2 separate regions of the Mus musculus genome follow, and region 2 is linked to region 1. The links are chromatin loops, found by intact Hi-C in ENCODE. Cell type or tissue: left cerebral cortex. All regions are shown on one strand.

Region 1 (2,500 bases):
AGGTATTTGATAGAGTCAGGATGTAAAAGAGGTGGGGAATAGCTGAGGAATGGTGAGTCTAAGATGACTCTCATATATCTAACTTGATTGGATGATTTATTGATCAATTACAGAAACAAAGAATACAAGAGAACTCTGGTGGAAAAGGTCATCTCTGTTGTACTTGTGGGAACAAAGAAGGCACCCAGAGATAGTAATCTATAGTTTAAGAAAGACATATAAGCTAGAAGTGTAGATTTTCAAGTTCATATATCAGTTTTAAAAGCAATTTGCCCCAGGGAGAACATAGGGAACAAACATAGAGGGCCAAGAGTAAGCTTCTAGGGAATAGCATCACTTAGGGCATAAGTTTATTAGAAGCACACAACAAAGAAAATGGAAGAAGAGCCGGGTGTGGTGGCGCACACATTTAATCCCAGTACTCGGGAGGCAGAGGCAGGCGGATTTCTGAGTTCGAGGCCAGCCTGGTCTACAAAGTGAGTGCCAGGACAGCCAGGGCTACACAGAGAAACCCTGTCTTGAAAAACAAAAAAACAAAAAACAAAACAAAAAAAACAAAAAAGAAAGAAAGAAAATGGAAGAAGATGGTCATAGAGCTACCATCATAGAGGATACCAGGAGAGAGCAGTCAGGGAACTCTGGGCTAGAGTTTTAGCAACATTTAAAATTGACTGGGAGGGGAGCAGTGAGCAGGATGTAAAGTAAAAATAAATAATTTTTAAAAAATTGTCCTTAAGCCCACTGGAAAATTGTGTCTATGAAACCATAGAAAATATCTGCTTTGTTCAACAATGTATCAATAACTCCTAAAAACCTGGCACATAGTCAATGATTAAAAAAATTTTACTGAATGAATAATGAAAAACAAAAACAACTATCAAATCCCATATTCAATTCTGGGACCACAAAGACTAGAAAGTATTATTTTATTTAAGAATTTTAGAGCATTGCCGATTACCATAAGAAATTTCAGTGCAACCGTTGGAGAAAACAAAATGGAAATGACCTAAAAGAAATGGCAATAATGTTTTTATGCAAGAAGTCTCAGGCTGGTCAAAAGCATTTGACACCCTCCCCCCAACCCTGACAACCTAAATTTAATCCCCTGCAGCCAGATGGTGAAAGGAATTCCTACAGGTTGTCCTGATTTCCGCGTGTGCAATGGCATGCGTACACACGCGCGCGCACACACACACGCGCACGCACACGCAAATGCACTCACACACATAGATAGGTTTATTATTTACAAATTATGCCAGACGTGGTACCACAAAAGCATGTAATCTCAGCAGGTCGGGTGCTAAAGCAAGAGGATCACCAATTTAAGGCTAGCCTGTCTCAAACAAGAAAAAAAAAAAAAAAAAAAAAAAAGCAAGAGTTGAGAAACTGCAGCCTCATGCCTGTGCTGCAAGCAGTTTACTAGTGAGCTATGGACCGGATAAAATAAGATTGTGTGTGCGTGCATGTGTGTATGGGTCCTACTATGTTGCACCGGATGGAGCAAGAAGAGATCTTTCTGCCTCATAACACATTCTCGAGTGACATTTTCTTGTATAGGAAAAGGGGACAATGAGCTGTAATCACAGGTACACCGGCTCAAAAAGAATTTCTCTTCAGATGGATAGAAACTTGCTACGTTCCCGTCCCCTTGATCTGGCAGGAGTCCAACACAGTCTGGGGCTGGCCAGTCCAGAGCTGTGCGACAGAGTCCAACGGGGCCTGGCCCTGGAGGCTTTGTTTTGGTTTGATTGGTTTTGGTTTTAGCTCCGTCCCTGACAGCGCAGCACCCTCGCCCTCACCACACTAATCTCGGACCGCAAGAAAACCGAATGCCAGGGAACCAATACCGCCAACCTAAATAAAAACCTCTCAGAAGAATGGGGACCGGCAAGTCCCACCCACCGGCAGTGCGGACCAACTGGCAGGCAGCCGGCTTTTCCATCGACCAATCCTGGAGCGCCTACAATACTTTGCAAGCCTCCCCCTGGGCGGAAATGACGCGCGTTGTCGCGCGTGATTAGCGGAAGCAAAATTTGCTTTGCGGCAGGCAAGGAGCTTGCTCTCTCTTTGGTTTCCGTTCCTGACCCATGTGAGTTACCGGCGACAGCGATGAACTCTATCAAAGCTACGAAGGGGTAAGACGTAAAAGGGAAAGGAGATTCCCGGGTATTTTTGAGGGCTGAATTTCCTGTATTTAGGGAAGTGGAAGCCGAACTGCTGTTTGTTAGAGATTCGCCTCCCCAAACCCTGCCAGTAGTTAATGTATCGGCTAGGAATCCTAAAGTCCCTTAATTTAAATTGGCTTTGCTCCTCAGTTTCTCGGCTCTTAAGTTGCATCGCTGTTAGGTCTGATGGTCGTCCGACTCTTGGCAAAGTTACTATTGATTTCCCTTTATTTGTCACGTGCGCATTTTCTGCCTCTGCCACGCGCAACATGCGCCGTCTGTGAGAGTGCCAAGTTGTGCCAGACCTAACAGGTATTTCATGTTACCCCTCAACG
Region 2 (2,500 bases), 220 kb before region 1:
TCTAAGTGGCTGACGCTGCTCTGCCCGCGACTCCCAACTACCCGTTGGTCCAGGCTGTTAGAGAGAATGCTTCCCTGCTCACTTCGGGGTCTGCATTTTGTAGCTTGTGGTTTGGCCGCGAGCCCACTTGGTCATGTGGTCATTAGGAGGCGGGGGGGTTGGGGGGGGGGGGAAGAGAGGCAGGAAGAGGGAGAGGGAGTGAGCCTCCCGCACCGCCCCCCTCCCGGGAAGCATGCTGCAGCCCTATCCAGGGCGCGAGAGAGAACCCAGAGGTGGCCCCACAACAAAGGCCGAGCGGCTGCTCGGACAACCCACAACTGCTCCCCGGACAATGCCTGCCTGGCCGGGGTCCAGAGGGTTTGTAGAGACCTGAAGGATTTCAAACACGTAAACCATTTGAAACAGTGAGGGGCACTCTTAACCCTTTCTCACCTGGGTTTCCTTAACAGCTGTCAGGATACCTGGGCGTTTGCAGAAGGACCCTATTTGGGCTGCCCACAACACCCTCCCTCCATTTCCGAATCTAACTATGTTTTTTTTTCTTTCCTTGACACTGCATTCGCAAGTATGGGTTTGCTCAAGACCTCCCCTACTCCGCCTTTTTCCTCTGCATCTTCAACTGAATTAGAATTGGGGGTGATTGCCTAGGTTGTGCATAAAACTTAGGTAACCACCATTCATATCTCCTGCTGTCCCCTAGCGAGTACCTTCTACCTGGACTGGTGGGCTCGGTGACCAAGCTCTTTATGCATACAGCAAAACCTCAATATCCCACCCAATCTAAAGGCCACCGTTCTGTCCCTGCCCAACCTGAGATGCTACCCCCTGGTTCCTCTTTACTGTGGGGAGGCATTCTGCAGGTTCTACCATGTTCCCCTTCTTGCTGCTTGGAGCTGACCCCAACTTAGTTTTGTCTCGTTGTAGGGAGGATCCTCCCAGCTCCTTCCAAACTCAGCTGGATTTCTTTTACACTCAACTGGGATTCCCTATTATAAGAGGGCCTGGAGTCATTTGCCTTTCTACTCTAGATGCTTAGCTCCTTTTACAGCCTGGGATTCCCCCAAAGAAATGCACCAGATTGGGAACTCTTTAAGACAGGACCCTAACGGTCCCAATCTTCCAGGTCTCTCCAAAGTCCCCAATATCATTCTCTGCACATAGGTGGCACTCAACACATATTAAAAGACTAAATCAAAAGGTGTTCCCACCTTGCAGCAAGCCAGGCAGTTTGCTCCATGTGTACATCCAAATGTACACAAAAGGTACATTGGACAGGGTTTCTCTGTACCGCAGAAGATGTGAAATGGTATGCTATATTAGTATGAAATATCTTTGAAATGTTACAACGTTCCAATACATACATTTATCAGTCTCTCTGCCAAAACTGTCCACAAGAAAGTGACCTTTTATATATATATATATGCAGCTCCAGGCCCAGAACACAGCCTCAGAGCTAACGGGCTTCAGAATATATGATTCTGAATATAAGAGTAACTATTCAAATAAGTCAAGGGAGTCAGATGGGAATAAGGTGGGGTTCTTGATGGTCGTCTGCGGTCCAACTGGCCATATTGAATAGAAGAGGAACCAGGAAGAATCTCTCTTCACCTGAGGGACCCTGAATATGAACAGCCAGCATGGGTAGAATGTCACTCTTTTTTCCCCTCTCCTACAGGAAAGAACAGTTCAGTGAGAACGAGAAACATTGTCTTCTAGATGTAGCTGCTGTAGGCCATCACTGCCCTTACCTACACTTACTGGATCTTAGGCAAGGATAATCTCTGCTCTTCCCACTCCATGGTGCTATAGGGACAAATGAGATCATGTGTCTGAAGGCACTGTACAAAGTGAGAAGCCCTCACAGAGTCACTATTAGGAAACACATAGCTCCCGTTCCTGACGGAGCAAGCCTGTGCACATGTAAATAAGTGCCTCTCAAAACTTAATAGAAACTTTCATATTTTATTGCATGTTTACTGGGATGTGCATGACTTTCGCTGAGTGGCTAGAATACTGCTTTCTAATATGATAGATAATAACCACATTCTAAACAAAGTTAAAATTTCAGTCCCTTGGTCATACTGGCCATATTTCACTTGCTTGAGCCATATATGCATTGCTGGTGGCTACGGTACTAAGCAGCATAGAACATGGCCCATTGACAAGAGTTAGCATCCATGTGAGGCAGGGGACACAGCCTGGTGTATGTATTGTTGGGAACAGAGATGAGATGGCTGTCCTCCGTGAGAGCAGTGTGTCATTAGTCCCCCCACATCAGCAATGTACTATACAGTTCCATGGTCTCTTACATCATTACCATCGGCTCTTTAGCTGCTCAGTTAACTTACTTACCTCTGTGTACTGTGGATTTGTATGCGCAGTGTGTCTTTTTATTTTCCTAACCTGAGATTTTGGTTAACAATTTTAAATTCTGCTCCTCAATTCCTTACCTATGCAGTGTGGCTCCAGATGCCCCTTTGAGGCTTCCAGGCTTCTTCTG

Evidence for each region. Peaks named below come from ENCODE experiments on the same cell type or tissue, not always from the same donor. Only the 100,000 strongest peaks of a DNase experiment are listed, where the experiment ranks them.
Region 2: a loop joins it to region 1, with 2.2 times the contacts of the local background. A loop is called at or near these places in 2 of 42 quality-filtered maps.

Annotation. Positions count from the first base shown.
Region 1 is chrX:48,254,834-48,257,333 of GRCm38, forward strand. It overlaps Utp14a (UTP14A small subunit processome component), which reads left to right and starts at 2,101. Exons shown (of 15, transcript NM_028276.1): 1 at 2,101-2,135. The coding sequence starts at 2,110. It overlaps Gm39511 (a long non-coding RNA gene), which reads right to left and starts at 1,959. Exons shown (of 3, transcript XR_882302.1): 1 at 1,903-1,959. In left cerebral cortex, no CTCF peak of the experiment used is centred here; DNase peaks (open chromatin) are centred at 1,169 and 1,961; H3K4me3 peaks cover 1,516 bases; H3K27ac peaks cover 763 bases.
Region 2 is chrX:48,034,780-48,037,279 of GRCm38, forward strand. It overlaps Apln (apelin), which reads right to left and starts at 74. Exons shown (of 3, transcript NM_013912.4): 1 at 1-74. In left cerebral cortex, a CTCF peak has its summit at 1,161; a DNase peak (open chromatin) is centred at 13; H3K4me3 peaks cover 410 bases; H3K27ac peaks cover 61 bases.